2 separate regions of the Homo sapiens genome follow, and region 2 is linked to region 1. A link is a loop called in an ENCODE intact Hi-C map of the cell type or tissue named here. Cell type or tissue: ascending aorta. All regions are shown on one strand. Links, peaks and the distances in the headings refer to the core of each region. The heading gives the core; the rest is flanking DNA. Region 1 overlaps NFKB1-AS1 (NFKB1 antisense RNA 1). Region 2 overlaps SLC9B1 (solute carrier family 9 member B1).

The links. Peaks named below come from ENCODE experiments on the same cell type or tissue, not always from the same donor. Only the 100,000 strongest peaks of a DNase experiment are listed, where the experiment ranks them.
Region 2: it touches region 1 in a loop (14-fold over the local background); 92 of 110 quality-filtered maps call a loop at or near these places.

The regions. Positions count from the first base shown.
Region 1 is chr4:102,445,742-102,456,670 of GRCh38, reverse strand. It overlaps NFKB1-AS1 (NFKB1 antisense RNA 1), which reads left to right. Exons shown (of 5, transcript NR_136202.1): 2 at 6,604-6,740. Among named protein-coding and RNA genes, the nearest start is that of NFKB1, 50 kb to the left of the region's middle. RefSeq lists an enhancer at 9,120-9,199. In ascending aorta, for the core only: a CTCF peak has its summit at 6,708 (motif pointing left); a DNase peak (open chromatin) is centred at 6,711.
Region 2 is chr4:103,003,193-103,014,121 of GRCh38, reverse strand. The region is part of intron 1 of SLC9B1 (solute carrier family 9 member B1); the gene reads left to right. Among named protein-coding and RNA genes, the nearest start is that of SLC9B1, 11 kb to the left of the region's middle. In ascending aorta, for the core only: a CTCF peak has its summit at 4,802 (motif pointing right); DNase peaks (open chromatin) are centred at 2,521 and 2,554; H3K27ac peaks cover 2,495 bases.

The DNA of each region.
Region 1 (10,929 bases), core at 1,943-9,942:
GCTGCGTTATGATTGAATGTATCCTCCAAATTTGATGTGTTGGAAAGTTAATACCCAATGTGGCACTATTAAAAGGTGAGGACTTTAAGAGGTGATGGGATCATGAGTGCTCTGCCTTCAGTAATGAATCAATCCATTAATGGAACAACAGATTAAAGGGTTAATGGATTAATGGTGGCTATACAAGAAAAGAGAGACCTGAGCTAGCACAACCAGTCTCCTTGCCATGTGATGCCCTGTGGCCTCAATTCAGGAATCTTCAGAGTCCCCACCGGCGCAAAGGCTCTCACCAGATTTGGTCCCTCACCCTGAGACATCTCAGCCTCCATAACTGTACAAAATGCTTTTCTTTTATTTATAAGTTACTCATTCTAGGTATTCTATAAGCAACAGAAAATGGACTAAAACAGAAAATTGGTAGTGAAAAGTGAGGTGTTGCTGATAACAAATACCTGAAAATGTGGAAGCTGCTTGGGAACTGGGTAATGGACAGGGGCTGGAAGAATTTGGAAAAATAGGCTAGAAAAAAGCCTAGATTCTGGTGAAGCCTTAGAGGATAAGAAGACTAGGGAAAGTTTGGAAGTCCTTAGAGGTTGGTGAAGTGGTCATGACCAGAATGTTGATAGCAATGTTGACAGCAAAGGCCATGCTAATGAGACCTCAGATGGAAATGAGGAATAAGGTGTTGGGAACTGGAACACAGGTCACCCTTGCTACACCATAGCAAAGAACTCAGCTGCGTGGCCACACCCTAGGGCTTTGTGAAAAGCCGTCAACTTAAAAGTGACAGAATAGAATATCCCATAGAAGAAATTTCTAAGCGGCAAAGTGTTCAGGCTGCTGTGTGGTTACTTCTAACTGCCAGTGGTAAACTTCCAGAGAAAAGGGAAACAGTGGAAAAATTTGGAAATTTATCAGCCTGACCATGTGAAATAGCATTTTCAGGAGAGGAATCCAAGAGTATGGCCTAGAGAGACCATCTGCTAAGGAGATTGGTACAGACAGCAGAAATCATCAAGAGAATGGAAGAAAGACCCAGAAGGCATTTCAGAGATCTTCGGGGCTGCCCCTCCCATCGCAGGCTTGCAGGCCTGGGAGGGCAGAGTAGTACTGGGATACAGGTCCAGGGAGGGCTCCCTGCAGGTTTGTAGTAGGCTCCTTGCCTCTGACTCTGCGCCCCACACCAGGCACAGCTGAGCTGCAGCTGCAGAAGTTATAAACCTTGGCAGAGTCCACGTGGTACTAATTCTGCAGGCTTGCAGACAGCAAGAGCTATAAATGTTTGGCAGCCTCTACCCAGATTTCAGAGAATGTTATGGAAATCCTGGGGACCTAAGCAGAGACTTGTTACAGGGGCTGGAACCACCACAGAGAGACCCCAGTAGGCAACGCGCAGCTGAAATGTGGGGTTGAGGCACCGCAGAGAGTCCCCACCAGGGCAATGCCTAGTGGAGCCATGGTCACTGCAGAGAGTCCTCACTAGGATAAAGCCTAGTGGAGCTCTGGGACCAAGACTGCCACCATGACCTCAGAACTGTGAAGTCACCAGCAGTATGCAACATCTACTTAGGAAAGCTTCAGGCACTGGACTCCAATCCAAAGGAGCAGCGGCTGCACCCAGCAAAGCCATAGGAGTGCAGCTTCCTGAGGCCTTGAGGGCCCAACTCCTGCTCCAGCGTGTCCAGGAGGCAGTGTGTGAACTCAAAAGAGATTATTCTCCAGCTCTAAGATACAATGTCTGTCCTGCTGGGTTTTGGATTTGCTTGGGGCCTGTTATTCTTTTCTTTTTGCCTATTTCTCCCGTTTGGAATGGGAATGTTTGCCTTAATCCTATACTACCATTGTGTAGACTGTAGGCTTTGGGCTTTTGAGTTGGTGCTGCACCAAGTTAGGATTTGGGGGCTATAAGGATGGAGTGGGTGTATTTTGCATGTGAAAAAGAAATGAATTTGGGGGGCTGGGGTGGAATGCTAGGGCTTGAATGTTCCCCAGATTTCATGTGTTGGAAACTTAATTTTCAATGTATAATTTTCTATATTTATATATATTTTTTCTTTGAAAATTACTCTGTTTCAGTTATTCTATTATAAGCAACAGAAAAGAGACTAAGATATGCTGCATTCGAGTTTGTGACTAAAATTTAAACTCACTCTACTTCCTATTAACATTTGTGGGATGTGGTCAAAGGAGCTTGGGAAAGCAGAACTTTACTTTAACTCCAATTCCCCACCCCCAGCATTTCAGTCTTTGTCATGTAACAGGGCTTATGGAGCTGGTATAATATTTATTTTTAAAAGAAATATATCAATTTCATATCAAGTTTTTTTGGCTTTTGCATTCAGTTTAATAACTGTATTATAATATTTACAATATAATCTTGCTCTTCTGGCTATTCTAGCTCCTTTTCTTCCCAGGGCCTAGGAGAACTTTCCTTTTACTGACGTAAAACTTTATGGTCTAAACTGACTTACATGACTGTTCATTGTCTTGCTACAAAATCTTATATTTGGATGCAACTGTTGGTGATACCCCAGTTCTTCTTTTTCTTCTTCTTCTTTTTTATTTTGAGACAGGGTCTCGGTTTGTTGCTCAGGCTGTAGTGCAGCGGCCCCATCATGGCTCACTGTAGCCTCAACCTCCTGGGGGCAAGTGATCCTCCTGCCTCAGCCCCTCCCTGCTCCCCTTCCTGAAGTAGCTTAGACTACAGACATATGCATCACCATGCCTGGCTAATTTTTGTTTTGTCTTAGAGATAGGGTTTTGCCATGTTGGCCAGGCTGATCTTGAATTCCTGGGGCCAAACAATCTGCCCAGCTAGGCCTCCTAAAGCGATGGGATTACAAGCATGCACCACCATGACCTTTCCAGTTCTTTTTGCATTTATTTTGTAACCCAGGCAAGTAATTACTTAGGGAAGACTAAGTGAAAGTCATGTGTCTCAAAAAAGAATGAGGAAAACACATTGATAATTTAAAAATGCAATTGCCTGCTTACATAAATTATATATTGAAGTCTATGAATACATTTCCTCCCAAGTATATGTATTTTTATGTCCAACTTTTGGGCTCCCTCCCTCACTTGTGGTCTGAATTGTGGTGGAGGGTATTAGATACCTATTTTTATGTGTTTGAGGAATGTGTAAGTGTTCAGTGCCTACATTTTGAAGATAAGTGAAATTAATCGATTTACCAAATAGATGATGAGTTGAAGTATGTTTCCATCTTCTTCAGGACTGCCTGTATGGCTCAGGATGTGGAAGAAATTGCTAAATAGTCTATCCATCTCCCTTGACACCATCTTTAGTGAAAATTCCACCCCAAATTTGGCATAAAGTCTTCTGAGTTACAGAACTATTGCCAGTTTAAAAAAAATGACATTCATAGGTATTTTAATGGAAAGTTGGAGAGAAGCAACTTAGGCAAATCTAACCTGCTTCCTAAAAAGTCCCTAAAAAAAAAATCTCTCTTTAATTTCCTATTGTTACCAAATGTATTTTTCTCCCCTTGATTTCTAATAACTGACATAAGCAGGTTTTGCTTGCACTTCATGTTGCCACAAAATTGTATTATTCCATTTTTTTCTCTTGCTTTTCCAAATATTTGTGCCACCCTAAGCATTTTCTCCTTTTTCCAAGCTATACAGATTCATAGATATTGGTATCTTTTCTTAAGCCCGCTGTAGTTAAACCTGCATCATATTGAGCCAGATAGAATCTCATGAAACAGTCATATCAAACAATGAAACATATGGCTATATGCAATTCATAGTTTATTCTTATTTTTAGCAATATAGACTTTTTTTGCCTAAAAAGAAGGAAGACATCAAAAGCAAATATTTAAAAATTCTTATGTAAAGTATACATAGTAATCATCTATATGGATGTAGCAAATAACATTCTTAAAATTACAAATGTTTTTGATTGAATTCTTTAAATTTTCCCATCTGTCATATAAAAATGTTGGATTATATTATCTCTATGTACCTTTTCTAGCTCTAAATTTCCCATTTGAAACCTTAGTATTAGTAGAATTTGGTGGATTTTTTGAAAGCGGTTTGGGTCACAACATTACACATATTCTTTCCTAGGAAAGAATATGTGACAATTAACAAGTCTATTCTTCAGAATTTTGAATCATACCAAGCCACACATGATTCATTGTTCATCTTTTAGTTTACTGTAGATGAAGAATTCACAAGATTTTAAAAAAATGAATACATTATCCCAGAATAAATTTTGGTTTCTGAAGTTTTGATATCTGTTCTAATAATGAAAATAGTACACTGATCATGAGGTAGAATTTTATAGAAAAGGATAGTAGGGCTTTTAATGTATATATTCTCAAGTCTTAAAAGTGTATCTCAACAGGATAAATGCAGATCAACTTTTTAAAAAAAACTAAAAAAGAGTTTCTTTTATCTAATGTGTCCTAATTCATAATTTAAAAATAGTGATGCATATGTTGAATATCTTTCTAAGTAGGAATATAGGTAAAGAGACTGATTGATGATAAGGCGGGAAGCCTTTAAAACTGAACACTGAGCGGGGCTGTGGCAACTAGAATAATCACATTCATTGTGATTCTTATTCTTAGACTGAACTCTTAGAAAGGGCACTTCATTCCTGATTATCTGGCTGCCAGGTTCATCTGCTATGATTTCCGAGACATTTATGGCTGTTATATTTGTAATGATTTTCCTATGACAAAAGTATGAGAAGCAAAAATTGCACTGCTATTGGTTAGTGAAATAACAGCTGCCCCTGAGCAAATCTTTCTCAGCAGTGGGAATGGGTTAAAAAATGGAAATAGGACGGGCGTGGTGGCTCACGCCTGTAATCCCAGCACTTTGGGAGGCCGAGGTGGGCGGATCACGAGGTCAGGAGATCAAGACCATCCCGGCTAAAACGGTGAAACCCCGTCTCTATTAAAAATACAAAAAATTAGCCGGGCGTAGTGGTGGGCGCCTGTAGTCCCAGCTACTCGGGAGGCTGAGGCAGGAGAATGGCGTGAACCCGGGAGGCGGAGCCTGCAGTGAGCAGAGATTGTGCGGCTGCACTCCAGCCTGGGTGACAGAGCGAGACTCTGTCTCAGAAAAAAAAAAAAAAAAAGAAAGAAAGAAATATTTACTGAGTTTTCATACTCTGTAGTTGGCACCATACCAAACCCTTAGCAAATATAATGATGTGTGAAGGAAATTGTTTATAGAGACAGTTCTGGAACTACACTTTAGTCATATGCCTCTCAGTTAAAATCCAGGCTCTCCTTTGTCTTTCTCACTCTGTTCTTTGAAGATGCAGATAAGTTCTGTATATTCCCACTACTGAAGATTTTTTTTAAAAACTTTTATTTTAGGTTCAGGGGTACATGTGCAAGTTTCTTTTATAGATAAATTATGTGTCACAGGAGTTTGGTGTACAGATTATTTCATCACCCAGGTAATAAACATAGTACCTGATCCTTACCCTCCTCCCATCCTCCACCCTCAAGTAGGCCCCAGTGTCTATTGTTCCTTTCTTTGTGTCTATATTTAATCAACACTTAATTCCCACTTATAAGTGAGAACATGTGGTATTTGGTTTTCTGTTCCTGTGTTAGTTTGCTTAGGATACTGGCTTCCAGCTCCATCTAAGTTGCTGCAAAGGACATGGTCACGTTCTTTTTTATGGCTCTATAGTACTCCATAGTGTATATGTAGTACATTTTCTTTATGCAATCCACCGTTGATGGGCACTTAGGTTGATTCCATGTTTTTGCCCTTGTGAATAGTGCTATGAAGAACATATGCGTGCATGTGTCTTCATGGTAGAACAATTTATTTAACATATTCCTTTGGGTATATACTCAATAATGGGATTGCTGGGTCGAATGGCAATTCTGTTTTAAGTTATTTGAGAAATCGTCAAACTGCTTTCCACAATGTCCAAACTAATTTACATTCCCACCAAGAGTGTATAAACATTCCCTTTTCCCTGCAACCTCACTAGCATCTGTTATTTTTTGACTTTTTATCAATAGCCATTCTGACTGGTGTGTGATGGTATCTCATTGTGGTTTTGATTTGCATTTCTGTAATGATAAGTGATGTTGAGCATTTTTTCATATCCTTGTTGATCACAAGTATGTCTTTCGAAGTGTCTGTTCATGTCCTTTACCCACGTTTTAAAATGGAGTTGTTTGGTTTTTTTGCTTAAATTCCTTATAGATTCTGGATATTAGACCTTTTTCAGATGCATAGTTTGCAAATATTTTATCCCATTCCGTAGGTTGTCTGTTTATTCTGTTGATAGTTTCTTTTGCTGTTCAGAAGCACTTTATTTTAATTAGGTCCCATTTGTCAATTTTTGTTTTTGTTGCAATTGCTTTGGCGTCTTCATCATGAAATCTTTGCCGGATCCTATATCCGGAATAGTATTTCCTAGGTTATCTTCCAGGGTTTTTGTAGTTTTAGGTTTTTTAAGTCTTTAAATCCACCTTGAGTTAATTTTTGTATATGGCTACCCAAGATTTTAAGATTTAATAGAACACCAATGACACCAGATTTATTTTGCTTTCAAGTATAATATTGTGTTATAATATTGTCCCAATGCCTTTTTAATCCGAACAGACTCCTGCCACCTTATGCTTGTCACCAACCCTTCTCCTCCAAATCTGATACACCAGACTTTCTGAGAACCTGTGCTTTAATGAGTAAACTCACACAGCTGCAACAAATGCTGCCACCTCCTGGCATCTTTTAAAAAGGTAAAATCTGGTAAGCAAAGACTTGGTTCAGATGCTCTTTGTGAATATACATGGCCCTTCATGTACTTATTCTCCCTTCTTGCTGAGAGTTATCCATTTTTGGGGAAGCAAAATAATCTTGAGTAGGTCATCTGTTCTCTTAGTATGTCTAACCTGTTAGGATTTTGAAACTTTCTGGTGATTCTGTTTTGCCATTTAATATGCAGCAGGGCGGTAGTTCATGCTCATGAGGAAAAAAAAAGATGAACTCTTTGATGAGTATAAGTTTTTCTACTATCTGTACTATACATACAAATTTGAGGCAGAAGCCATGACATTCACCTGGAGAACTTGGCCACACTAAGCCAAAATTAAATGAAACATTTCTTGCCACTTTCCTATTTGCTTTAATTTTAATTGAAATGACCCAGTAACATTTGCAATAAGGTAGCTAGCTGCTGGTAAACTATGCCATGCATATGAAAACCTTTAAAATTTTATTACTAGTTCATATAAAATAGAGCAATGCTAATTCACTGGATTAAATTGCCAATTATTTTTAAAGTGTAAACAGGCCAGGCGCGGTGGCTCACGCCTGTAATCCCAGCACTTTGGGAGGCCAAGGCAGGTGGATCACGAGGTCAGGAGTTCAAGACCAGCCTGGCCAAGATGGCGAAACCCTGTCTCTACTAAAAATACAAAAATTAGCCGGGCGCGGTGGCAGGTGCCTGTAATCCCAGCTACTTGGGAGGCTGAAGCAGGAGAATTACTTGAACCTGGGCGGTGGAGGTTGCAGTGAGCCGAGATTACACCACTACACTCCAGCCTGGGCAGTAGAGTGAGATTTCATCTAAAAAAAAAAAAGTGTAAACAATCTGAATTGAGGCATTCTTAAAAATGTTACATCAAGAAAAACTTAACACGAGAAGCATGATTGATACATTTTGAATTGTGAATGACAAAAGTTCTTGTAAGCCCTGTGCTTATTACTTGCTTGAAAGAACAGTCGAAAGTAGATTGATCAAGGGTAGTTTTTTTTTTTTTTTTTTTTTTTTTTTTTTAAGACAGGGTCTCACTCTGTCATCCAGGCTGGAGTGCAGTGGCGCAATCTCAGCTCACTGCAACCTCCACCTTCTGGGCTCCAGTGATCCTCCCACCTCAGCCTCTTGAGTAGCTGGGACCACGGGAGCATGGCACCATGCCTGGCTAATTTTTGTATTTTTTTGTAGATATGGGGTTTTACCATGTTGTCCAGGCTGGACTCGAACTCCTTAGCTCAAGCGATCTGCTTACCTCAGCCTCCCAAGTGTACTTTTTGCTTTAGTTACTGTTGAATGTTTAGTACCCGCCATAAGGCCTAGCATATAGTAAGCTCAATGATGTTGATTGAATGAACAATTAATTCCTAACTCTTCTTCACATTAATTTATGAAATGGTGTTTAAACTTAACAGTGGATATAACCTTTACAATAAGCAAATGTGTTTTTGCTGGTCAAAGTGTGGTTCAGGGGTCAGCAGCATTGGCATCACCAAGGAGCTTGTGAGATTTACTGAATCTCAGGCTCTACCCCAGAAGTACTGAATCAGAATCTGCATTTTAATAAGATCCCCAGGTGATTCATATGCACGTTAGAGTCTCGGAAGCATGGCTTTAAAGGACATAAGCTGCCATTGTTATTTCCATTTTCCATGTAGCTATAGAATTTATTGTCCCATAGATTTCTGTTTTCCTAAATAAAATTATTCTGTGACCAGACTTCTCACTACTTTCTGACTGAGTCTATGCAAAATAAATTTTTCACATCTTTGTTTCCTTCTTTCTTTTCTAAGGTTGCTCAGGCTTAGAAACTGTGTGAATTCCTACTCCTGAGCTGTGAATCAGGGGGCTTTTTTTTTTTTGGAGACGGAGTTTTTGCTCTTGTTGCACAGGGTGGAGTGCAATGGTGTGGTCTCAGCTCACTGCAACCTCCGCCTCCTGGGTTCAAACAACTCTCCTGTCTCAGCCTCCTGAGTAGCTGGGATTACAGGCGCCTGCCACCACACCTGGCTAATTTTTTGTGTTTTTAGTAGAGATGGGGTTTCATCATGTTGGCCAGGCTGGACTTGAACTCCTGACCTCAGGTGATCCACCCGCTTCGGCCTCACAAATGGCATGGTGGCTCACGCCTGTAATCAGAGGGCTTTTTATAAAGGAAACTCCCTTCTAGGGGTCCTTGATTAAAAACTTTTTAAATGATTGAACCAGTGGTTGGCTATGAAGACATTGCTGCTTATACAGTTTTCTTCTTTAAAAGTGTGTTTGTCGCGGTGCAGACTCAGCACTTAAGGGAAGACTTCCTGCCACAAAATATTTGTAACTGCTCCTGAAAGAGAAAGCAATTATCACAGTTCAGTTAGGTCTTAAAACAAAACAAAAACAAACGTTTTACTGAGATCACCCATGTGTAAATTTATGAAGGGGTTGGATCACTTGTTAATTTTATTTTTATCTGCTTTTCACTTAATTGTTGTTAACTCAACAGCATATTTTTTATTAGAACATTTTGGCTATTTTTAACGTGCCGAAAGTTATTAAGATTTTTAGTACAGAAAAGCACTTACTGTGGTTGTTAATTATTCTACTCATCGTAATGAGATGCTTACCTAAAGTAGGTATCTTCAAAGTCAACTCTCGCATCCAAAGCACTGGGCTTGTGCAGCGTGTGTACCAGCTGCGGGGGAACTGCAGGTATGCCTGGGATCAGATGATTCTTTGCCTGAGGAGAGGTCCATATATAGGCCTTGAGGCTAATGGCAAGAGAAAGAAAATGCATTTGGAAAAAATAAACTGCCACCACAGGTGCAAGCCTCCATCTTGATACTTTTCACTCTTTGTAGAAATTGTTTGCTAGAAGGTTGTAAAAAGTCACGGAAAAAGCCTGGGAGTTTGGACTCAGACAGATTCAGGTTCTGTGACATCATGAGTACTCTCAGAACGCCATTCTTTTTTTTTTTTTTTTTTTTTTTTTTTTAGTAGTAAGAGTTTTGAGCCTTGGTATATTTATTATCTTGTGGTTATTATTTTGTGGTATATTTATTTACTGGTTTATTATTTTCTTTTCTTATGAAAATATAACTAGTGAGGACAAGTGACTTTTTGGTTTATATGCCTGTGTCTAGCATACTGCCTTGCATGTACTAAGTGGTCACTGTAGATGACTGCATAAATGAACTGGTGTTTAGGTGTGTACTAATAGTTCAGGCACTACATGTTAATTCATTCTCATGGTATCCTTGTAATGTAACAATAATTAACACTTACTGTTACAGACAATGTTCTAGATTCTCAGTGCTTTACATTTATTAACTCATCTGATGGTTTTAACAACCATTTGATGCTTGAAAGTAGGTATTAGTGTTATAATTTTCATTTGCTGATGAGGAAACTGAGGAACAAAAAGGTGAAGTAAGTTGCCCAAGTTAACACCCATAGACAAGTAAGCTAGATTTTGAACCAGGTGGTTTGGCTTCAATATCTATGTCCTTAACCACCCATATAGAGTGGTTCATCAGTGTTCCCTTTTGTGGGTAAGGAAGTCAAGGTTTAAATAATTCTCCATAATCACACTTTTGAAAGTTGGCAAAGCAGGGAACTGGGCCTGGGATACCCATGTACAGGCTAGAGTTCTTTCCATGATATCACAGTTCTAGACATTTCATTATGATCCTGGAGACATAGATTTCCAAGGAGAGACAATGTGTGTCTCCATTGCCAAAAAGGTCAAGAACACTCATCATGAGAGGTATAGTAAAAACAAAATAAAATTTCCCTATACTTCAGCAAGGACCTTTTACATATAAGCCAGTAATATTCTTTGTAGTTCCGGTCAACACATCTTAAAAAAAATGTGTAAAGATGTTAGGGAAAGTCTAACAATTACATGGAAAAAGGACAGCAGAGCTGCTGTGTAAGGGCATATTAGCAAATGAGTGAGCTTCAACTTAGGAAGACAAGGACTGACAATAAATTTGAACTTGCCTGACATCTAAGAATGACAAAGTATATTACTGGCTTTTAAAGTAACCCCAAAGAACCAATGAAGCGTAAAATATTTAAGTTTTTAGAGTTTGGGATAAATACAAAGTTTTAGAGGTTGGATTGTGAGCTAATGGAAGTTCCTAGAGCAGTTGGAATGAATTTATGAATGTGTTTTTAAGGTTTTAGATAAG
Region 2 (10,929 bases), core at 969-8,968, 560 kb before region 1:
AGGTTAGAGCCTTATTCAAAGGACCCTATAAGCTGAATGTAAGGAGTTTTAACATTTTTCTTCTATGGGAAGTCATTGAGGAATATTAAGAAGGTTGTTGCCATAATCAAGCTTACATTTAAGAATATTGTTCTGCATTGTGAAAATTACATTGAGGAGGAACAAGACTGGATGTGGGGAAAAGTTGGAAAGCCATTACGGTGTTTAGGTGGGGAAATGCTTATGGCCTGGACTGGACTAGTGACAATTTATCTGGAAAGAAATGAATAAAATTTTTAAACATTCAGTAACTTGTCTTAACATGATTTAGTAATTCACTTGATTTTAGCAGATAAAGAAAAGCAGCGAGAAAGAATGACTTCTCAGTTTCTGTTTTGAGCAACTAGGTCGATGGTGGCTTCATTCTCTGAGATAGGAAATTATCCAGAGAAGGAATAACTTTGGTGGGGAAAGATCTTGAGTTTGTGCATATACTAACTTAAGATGCTTGTAAGACAAGTAGAGATATTCAATAAGTAATTAGATATACTAAATAGAATCTTGAGAGCTTTTCTAGTTCAAATTCCTCAGCATATTAGTTAGAATTGTAGCCATAATAGTAGAATAGATGTTGAGAAATGTATATAGAGTGAGAAGAGAATAGGGCATAGAGAAGAATTCTGAGGAAGCCCAATATTTAAAGGATGAATAGGGGAAAGAAACCACTAACAAAGACAAAGAAAGGACACCAGAGAGGTAAGGATGGTAGAGCAAATAACAAAATGATGTGAGAATTCAAAAGGGGAAAAACACATCCAGTTTATGTAGTGTGCATTGCAGGAAGCTTTATTTAGAATAATCAATGGATATTTACAAAGAGGTTCAGTGGGAAGATGTTCCAACCAAATAAAGGCATGGAGTGCAGTTAACAGTTTGACTGAAATGTTGGGTCAAAAGAAAGAACCAGAAAGAAAGCTGGTGAGACAGTTTGATTCCATGTATAGCAAACCTTGGATTCTGGGTAAGTTTTTGGTAGCTTTGTCTATAGTTGAGAAAAACCATTGTGTTTGGTGCTAAGAGAAAGAAAAGAATATAAAACATGCCTGGAATGGTTTATGCTATGGTTTGACTGTTTATGTCTCTTCCAAAATTCATGCTGAAACTTAATCTCCAATGCAACAATATTAAGAGGTGAGGCCTTTAGGAAATGGTTAGGTCATGAGGGATCTGCCCTCATGAATGTATTATAAAAGTCCTTACAAGAGGCCTGGGGACAGCTAGCTAGGACTTTTTTGCCTTTACATGCCTTCCACCATGTGAGGACACAATGTTCATTCCCTTCAGAGAATACAATGTTCAAGGCACCCTTTTGGAAGCAGAGACCTCACCAGACACTGAACCTGACTGAACCTTAATCTTGGATTTCCCAGCCTCCAGAATTGTGAGAAAGTAGGTTTCTGTTATTTATAGATTACTCAGTCTCAAGTATTTTGGCATAGCAGCAGGAATGGGCTAAGAAATTGTTACTAAGAAGTGGAGTGTTCCTATAACAAATGCCTATTATTGTAAAAGCAGCTTTGTAGCTAGTAGTGAATAAAAGCTAGAACAGTTGTGAAGTGCCTCCTAGAAAAAGTCTAGATTACCATGAACAGAGCATTAAGGGCAATTCTGATGAAGGTTCAGAAGACGAGGAGAGCTGTATAAAGAGCCTTCATGTTCTTAGAGATTATCTAAGTTAATCATGATCAGAAGGCTGGTAGAAATGTGGAGAGTAAAGACCATTCTGATGAGTTCTTCAGTGGAAATAAAGAATGTCTTACTAGAAACTGGAGGAAAGGTCATCCTTGTTATAAAGTAGCAAAGAACTTGGCTGAATTCCACCTGTGTCCTAATGCTTTGTGAAAGGCAGAACCTGTGAGCAATGAAATAGGATATTTAGGGGAAGAAATACCTAAACAAAATGCTGAGGGTGCTACATGCTTCTCTTGACTGTTTATGATACTGGACAAAAAGAGAAAAATTAATTCAAGATGGAATTTATAATCAAAAAGGAAGCAGAACTTAAAGAATTGGAAATTTTTCAGCCTAACCAGGTTGTAAAGACTGAGTTCAGGAGAGAATACCAAGAATATGGCCAAGTGCATGTTTGATAAGCAGATTAGTATGGATGGAAGGAAGCCAGATGTTATTCATCAAGTCAGTGGAGGAGTGGCCCTGAAGGTATTTCAGAGATCTTTGAGGCTACCACTCTTATCACAGGCTCAGAGTGCCAGGGCCTTCAGGGCAGAACAGTTTCAAGGGAGGGGCCCAGGGTGTCCATGGGAACTCAGGGCTTGCTGCCTAGGGCCACGTCAACTTTCTGCTCCACACATGTGGCTCAGCATTCCTTAGCCACACCAGCTGTGGCTCAAGCAGGCCCAGGTGCAGTGTCAGAGAGTATAAACAGTAAACCTTGGTGGTGCCCATGTGGTGCTAAGTCTGTAGTCATGGCTATCTCCGCATAGATTTCAAAGGAGGTCACAGAGAACCTTGGGGCCCAGGCACAGAACTGCCAGAGGTGTGAGGTCAGCACAGAGAGTCACCACTAGGGCAGTGCCTACAAGAGCTGTGGAGTCAGGGATACCGCAGAGAGCCCCCATAAGAGCAATGCCTAGTGGAGCTATGGGGGCAGAGCCACCACCAAGACTGTAGGCCACTAGAGATACCAGTGTGCAATTCCTGCCTGGGAGAGCGACAGGCATGTGATGCCAACATGTGAGAACTGGTGCATGGTCTGCTCCCCCTAAAGCCATGCAGGCAAGGCTCCCAGGAGACATGGGGGCTCAACCCCTTCCCCATTGTATGCAGAAGGCAGGACATGGAGTCAAAGAAGATTATTCTCAAGTCTCAAGATTTAATGTTGTTTGCCTTGCTGGGTTTGGGACTTACTTGGAACTTATTACCCCTTTCTCCTTTTCTATTTCCTCCCTTTTGAAAAGGGAATATCTATCTTTCCTCTGTCTGTCCCACTATTGTATTTTAGAATGATATAACTTGCTTGATATCATAGGCTTACAGCTGGAGAGCAATTTGCCTCAGGATGAATCAAACCTTGAGTCTCACCCATATCTGATTTAGATGAGACTCTGGACTCTGGACTTTTGAGTTGGTATCGGAAACAGTTAAGACTTTTGGAGCTACTGGGATGGAACAAGTGTGTTTTATATGTGAGAAAGACATGAATTTGTTGTGGGGGAAGGGGCAAAATGCTATGGTTTGAATGTTTGTGTCCCTCCAATTTCATGTTGAAACTTAATCCCCAATGCAACAGTATTAAGAGCTGGGGCCTTTAGGAGGTGACTAGGTCATGAGGGCTCTGCCCTCATAAATGGATTAATGCCCTTATAAAATAAGTGGAGGGAGCTAGCTAGCCCCTTTTCGCCCTTCTGTCTCTTCCAACATGTAAAGATACAGCATTTATTTCCTCCAGAAGATGCAGCATTCAAGGCACCATTTTGGAAGCAGAGATCTGAGCTTTTACCAGATGCCAAATCTGTCAGCACTTTGATCTTGGATTTTCCAGCCTCCAGAACTGTGACAAAATAAATTTTTGTTATTTATAAATTACCCAATCTTGAGGATTTTGTTAAAGCAACACAAATAGACTAAGACACTACTATGGTTTGAATGTTTGTCCCCTCCAAAACTCATGTTGATTGTAACAGTATCAAGAGGTGGGACCTTTAAGAGGTTATTAGGCCTTGAGGGCTGTGCCCACATGGGTGAGGTTAATTTCATTATAAAAGGACAAGTTCTGCCACCCATTTGCGTCCCTTACCCTTATACCTTCTGCCATGTGAGGAGGACATAGACTCCCTCCCCTCCAGAGAATGGAACAAGAAGGCCCTCTCAAGATGCTGGGGTGCCTTGATCTTGAACTTCTCAGCCTCCAGAACTATGAGAAAGAAATTTTTTTCATTATAAATTATCCAATCTGTGGTATTCTGTTACAGCATACAAAATGACCTAAGACAGACACCGTGTCACTTTATTGTGGCAACAAGATCTAGGCACCCGAAAACGGTTTAAAATCAAGGTACTATCTGACTAATGAGATCAAATCCTAAATACTATTAGGAATTTTAACAATGACAGTCAATTTGAATTATAGTAGTAGAAGTTTAGCCCAGATTTGTATTGTCCTGATTAAATAATAATACTAGGTAGTCATTATCTTAAAAAAAATACTGACCTAGTTTGAATGCCTTTTATAAAGAGTATTCTGTTATGCATGCATGTAGGTCTCAAATTCATTTGTTCAGAAAGATGTATACTGTGGTTGTTTATAATTGTGTTAATCTTTTATCTGACCTCAAGAAGAGTTCTTTGTTTGAAAGGCAGCAATAGTTCCAAAGATTCCAAAGCAATACATACTCACAACTGTTGATGCATATGTTTTACCTAACATTAATTGAATAAGTATGTGTTAAATGCCTACTACATGTCAGCAATGCATAGTAGATAAGAGAATAGACTATATTTAAACACACTGGAATTGAAAATCCCAGCTTTGCCACTCTCAGTGGAAGGAAAAGAGCTGCAGTCTCATTTAGAATAATTTATACTGAATTCCATATACATTATGATTTTTAAAGGAAATTTCAGTTCTTATTTAGCCAATTATTAATGCTGTTGTCAAATTTAATTGGCATACCTTTCTTTAGAGGAGAGAGGTGAGGAATTATTTAAAAGTATTTAGCTGGGCTACAAAGTAAATCATCCACATTTAGAAGAGTACAAGTTGGCCATAAAGTTTTGCTGAATGATCTGTGATATGTAGTCACTAGATGTCACTGTTGCACAACATTGCTCCAAAAGCATAAACCCATAGTATTGTGTATGGACACACCAAGGAAAGACAAGTTGTTTATATTAAGTGATACATATGCACATACATGGTATTTAAGAAATGAAGTTCCCAAGAAGTACGTATTGCTATTCTTTCAGCCTATTTCTTGGTATGCCCCTCAGATAATAGAATCATAGACTTAAAACTGTTAAAGCCTGGCCAGGCGCAGTGGCTCACACCTGTAATCCCAGTACTTTGGGAGGCCAAGGTGGGCGGATCACGAGGTCAGGAGATCAAAACCATCCTGGCTAACACGGTGAAACCCGTCTCTACTAAAAATACAAAAAATTAGCCAGACGTGGTGGCACGCGCCCGTAGTCCCAGCTGCTCGGGAGACTGAGGCAGGAGAATCGCTTGAACCCGGGAGGCGGAGGTTGCCGTGAGTCGAGATTGCGCCACTGCACTCCCGCCTGGGCTACAGAGCGAGACTCCGTCTCAAAAAAAAAAAAAAAAAAAAGAAACTGTTAAAGCCCTTAGATCATCTAAGATCCTCACTCCCTACGTCACTTTATAGGTTTGGAATCGAGCAGAGAGATGAAATGACAAGAAATTTACTCAATATGATGTATCAGGGTCAGGTGCGATGTCTCATGCCTGTAATCCCAGCACTTTGGAAGGCTGAGGCTGGCGGACCACTTGAGATCAGGAGTTTTAGACCATTCTGGCCACCATGGTGAAACCCCATCTCTTCCAAAAAATAAAAAAACTAGACGGACACAGTGACTCACGTCGGTAGTCCCAGCTACTCGGGAGGCGGAGGTTGCAGTGAACCCAGATCGCACCACTGCACTCCATCCTGGGCGGTGAGATTCTGTCAAAAAAAAAAAAAAAAGTAGCAAATGAAAAACAGAGAACTTAGATTGCCCAGTTCTTTTTACAATACCACACTGTGTCCATTATTAATATATAATCAAACAGACATTCTAAAAAACCAAGGTGAAAATGGAACTTCTAAATCCATCAAAATTTTTCACTATTTTGAAAGCAAAGCCTAGCAATATAACAGCAGTACAGACTTCTAATAAGTTTTAAATACCATAGCTTTTGCTATAAGTTGTACAAACATCTCACTTAATTCCCATAATAGCAAGATATGTATATATGTGTGTTTATGTATGTACTTATATCTACCTCATTCCGAAAAGGATTTTAAGAAGCTTATTGAAATAAGTAAAGCATAAAAATTTTTTAAACTGAGCTGATCATTTATATGTAAGACACTGGAATATAAACCAGTAAGAAGTCTTATTTTTGTTAGTACAAAAAGCAGGCCATAATTTCTAATAAACTTATCCAGTCAACTCATATTTGGGTGTCTGTCCTCAAATGTGATTCTGCTTTCCCTAGCTGTGAATATGAAGAAAAACAGATAGTACTATGCCCAATAAAAGCTGATGAGATTTGGGAGGCCAAGGCAGGAGGATCACTTGAGCCCAGGAGTTCAAGACCAGCCTGGGCAACATAGGGAGACCCCGTCCCTACAAAAAATTAACCAGACATGACATGTCTGTAGTCCCAGCTACTTGGGAGGCTGAGGTGGGAGGATCACTTGAGCTGGGGAGTTGGAGACTGCAGTGAGCCATGATCACACCACCGCACTCCAGCCTGGGTGACAGACAGAGTGAGAACCCATCTCTCCAGAAAAAAAAAAAAAAAAAAAAAAGATGACAAGAGATTGTAAATTACCCAAGATCATACAACCAGTATATTTCTGATTTCAAGGCTGTTATGCATTTATAGTGATGCCAAGATACTGTAGCATGAAATGTTTTTCCCTTTGTGTCATATCTGATTTCTTTCAGCAGTGTTTTGTAATTCTCATTGTAGAGATCCTTCACTTCCCTGGTTAGCTGTATTCCTAGGGTATTTTCTTTTTGTGGCTGTTGTATATGGAATCTTGTTCTTGATTTGGCTCACAGCTTGGACTTGTTGGTGTATAGAAATGCTACTGATTTTGGTACATTGATTTTGTATCCTGAAAATTTTCTGTAGTTTTTTATATCTAGGAGCTTTTGGGCAGAGACTATGGGGTTTTCTAGGTGTAGAATCATATCATCTACAGACAGAGATTGTTTGACTTCCTCTCTTCCTACTTGGATGCCTTTTCTTTCTTTCTCCTGCCTGATTGTTCTGGCTAGAACTTCCAGTATTATGTTGAATAGGAGTGTTGAAAGAGGGCATCCTCGACTTGCTCTGGTTTTCAAGGGTAATACTTCCAGCTTTTGCCTGTTCAGTGTGATGTTGGCTATGGGTTTGTCATAAACGACATTATTTTAAGATATATTCCTTCATGCCTATTTGTTGAAGGCTTTTAACATGAAGTTATGCTGAATTTTATTAAAAGCCATTTCTGTATCGAGATTATTATATGGTTTTGGGGTTTAGTTCTAATTATGTGATGAATCACAATTATTGGTACATATGTTGAACCAACTTTGCATGCCAGGGATAAAGTCTACTTGATCGTGATGGATTAGCTTTTTCATGTGCTGCTGAATTCCATTTGCTAGTATTTTGCTGAGGATTTTTGCATCAGTGTTCATCAAGGATATTGGCCTTTTTCTTTTTTATTGTGTCTCTGCCAGGTTTGGGTATCAGGATGATGCTATCCTCATAGAATGACTTGGGGAGTTCTTCCTCTTCAATTTTTTGGAATATTTTCAGTAGGAATGCTACCAGGTCTTCGTTATATATCTGGCAGAATTTGGCTGTGAATCATTCTGGTCCTGGGCTTTTTCTAGTTGGTAACCTTTTTATTACTGATTCAATTTCAGAATTCATTATTTGTCTGTTCAGGATTTTAATTTCTTCCTGGTTCAATCTTGGGAGGTTGTACGTTTCCAGAAATTTACCCATTTCTTGTAGTTATTCTAATTTGTTTGCATAGAGGTGTTCATAATAGTCTGAGGATTTTTTGTATTTCTCTGGGGTAATGTCCCTTTGTCATTTCCAATTGTGTTTATTGGGATGTTCTCTCTTTTTTTCTTTGTTAGTCTAGCTGTGGTCTTATTTATTCTTTCAAATAATCTTATTTGTTCTTATTTATAATCTTATTTATTCTTTAAATAATCTTATTTATTCTTTCAAAAAACCAACTCCTGGATTCCTTGATCTTTTTGTATTGCTTGTCATGTCCCAATTTCATTCAGTTCAGGTGTAATTTTGGTTATTTCTTTTCTTCTGCTAACCTTGGGGTTGGTTTGCTCTTGTTTTTCTATTTCTTCTAGCCGTAAGGATAGGTTGTTAATTTGAGATCTTTCTAACTTTTATATGGGGGCATTTAGTGCTATAAACTTTTCTCTTAGCATGCTTTAGCCCTGTCTCAGAGATTCTGTTATATTGTATCTTTGTTCTCAATAGTTTCAAAGAATTTCTTAATTTCTGACTTAATTTTATTGTTTACCCAAAAGTCATTCAGGAAACAGGTTGCTTAATTTCTATGTAACTCTATGGTTTTGAGAGTTCTTTTTAGTATTTATTTCTATTGTTACTGCACTGTGGTCTAAGAGTGTGGTTCAGTTTTTTTAAATTTGCTGAGAATTGTTTTATGGCTGATCATGTGGCCAATTTACAGTATGTGCCATGTGCAGATGAGAATAATGTATATTCTATTGTTTTGGGGTGGCAAGTTGTGTAAAAGTCTGTTAGGTTCATTGATCAAGTGTTGAGTGCAGGTCCCAAATATCTTTGTCAGTTTTCTGCCTCAGTGATCTGTCTAGTACTGTCAATGGGATGTTTAAACTTCCCACTGCTTGTATGTGGTTATCTAAGTTTCTTCATAGGTCTTTAAGAACTTATTTTATGAATCTGTTTGCTTCTGTGGTGGGTTCATATATATATTTAGGGTAGTTAGGTCTTCTTGTTGAACTGAACCCTTTACCATTATGTAATGTCCTTCTTTGTCATCTTTTTTCATCACTGTTTGTTTAAAGTCTGTTTTGTCTGAAATTAGAACAGTAACCCCTGCTTTTTTCTGGTTTTTTTTTTTTTTTTAATTTGCTTGGTAGATTTTTCTCTATTCCTTTACTTTGAGCTTATAGTTATCATTGCATGTGAGATGAGTCTTTTGAAGACAGTATATTGTTGGGTCTTGCTTCTTTATCCAACTTGCCATTCTGTGCCTTTTAATTGGGGCATTTGGCTCATTTACATTCAAAGTTGATACTTTGATATATGCAAATTTAATTCTGTCATCATGTTGCTAGCTGTTTATTATGAAGATTTGATTGTGTAGTTTCTACTTTATAGTGTCAATGGTCTATGTATTTAAGTGTGTTTTTGTGGTGGCTGGTAACAGTCTTTAATTTCTATGTTTAGCACTCCCTTCAGGACCTCTTGTAAGGCACATCTGGTGGTAACAAATTCCCTTAGCATTTGTTTGTCTGAAAGGATCTTATTTCTCCTCTGCTTATGAAGCCTCTTTTAACTAGATAAGAAATTCTTGGTTGAAATTTCTTTTCTTTAAGAATGCTGAATATAGGCCCCTCAATCTTTTCTGGCTTGTAGAGTTTCTGCTGAAAGGTCCACTCTTAGCCTAATGGGGTTCCATTTGTAGATGACCTGCCTCTTTTCTCTAGCTGCCTTTAATGCTTTTTTCTTTCATTTCGACCTTGGAGAATCTGATTGCTTTGTGTTTTGGGGATGGTCATTGTGTATAGTATCTCACAAGGGTTCTCTGCATTTCTTGAATTTGAATATTGGCATCTCTAGCAAGATTGGGGAAATTTTCATGGATGATATCCTCAAATATGTTTTCCACATTACTTACTCTTTCTCCCTCTCTTTCTGGGACATAGATGAGTTGTAGATTTGTTCTCTTTACATAATCCCATATTTCTCAGAGGTGTTTATTCTTTTTGTTCTTTTTTCTTTATTTTTGTCTGACAGTTGTTTCAAAGAAATGGTCTTCAAGCTCTGAGATTATTTCCTGAGCTTGGTCTATTCTGCTGTTAATACTTGTGGTTGTATTATGAAATTCTTGTAGTGAGTTTCTTAGTTCTATCAGATCAGTTTGGTTCTCTCTTAAATGGCCATTTCATTTTTAAGTTCCTATATCATTTTATTGTATTCCTTAGAATCCTTGCATTGGGGTTCAACTTTCTCCTGAATGTCAATGTTCATTTCTATCCATATTCTGAATTATATGTCTGTCATTTCAGCCTGGTTAAGAATCATTGCTGAGGAACAACTACATTCATATGGAGGTAAGAAGATACTCGGGCATCTTGAGTTGCCAGAGTTCTTGTGCTGGTTATTTCTCATCTGTGTGGGCTCATGTTCCTTCAACATTTAAGTTGTTGTCCTATAGATGGGGCTTTTTGCTTTTATCTTCTTTGATGCCCTTGGGGGTTTGGTTGTGGTATAAGGTGGGTTCAGTTGGCTGGCTTCATTTCTGGAAGATTTTAAGGGGTCAAGGCTCAGCTGAGCTCTCCTCAGCTGTGTGCTGTAGCTCTGGGGGGCTGAAACCAGGCCCCTAGCTCTGTTCTCTGGCCCCTCAAGGTTAGGAACCTGCTGTGCTGCAGGAGCCAAGGTATTCCTAGTCCACTGCCACAGTACTCCAATGGGGAATTACCCCCATTGGAGTGCTTCACTGGGGTAGTGGCAAGAGGATCTTTGCATGCTCACACATGCCAGCTGCCTCAGCAGTGCAAAAGGGTGCATGTGTGTCAGCTGGGGAGGGGCATCAGTGGAAGTAGGGCAGCAGCATCCCTAGATTGAGGTGTTTCTACAAATGTGCAACAATGAAGCAACAAAGATATTTCAAGATAGTTTAAGATATTTATAGCAGTATTTTGAGGATGATGGATCACAGGTATTGAATACAAAAACAGGTAAAGAAGGAAGAGGGCAAAAGTTTGAGTTACAGGGTTCATTACACTGCACATCCTGATGAAAGTGAAGAATAATTGGAGGGGATGAAGTGAATACAACTGAACAAGAGAACTGAAAGAAGATGAAGTAGTATTCAGAGATGTAGATGCTTGAAATCATGATTATCGATAATAGAGCATTTCAGATGATAGAAGGTTTTAGTGTGGTCTTTCCTTTATTAGAAAGGAAGT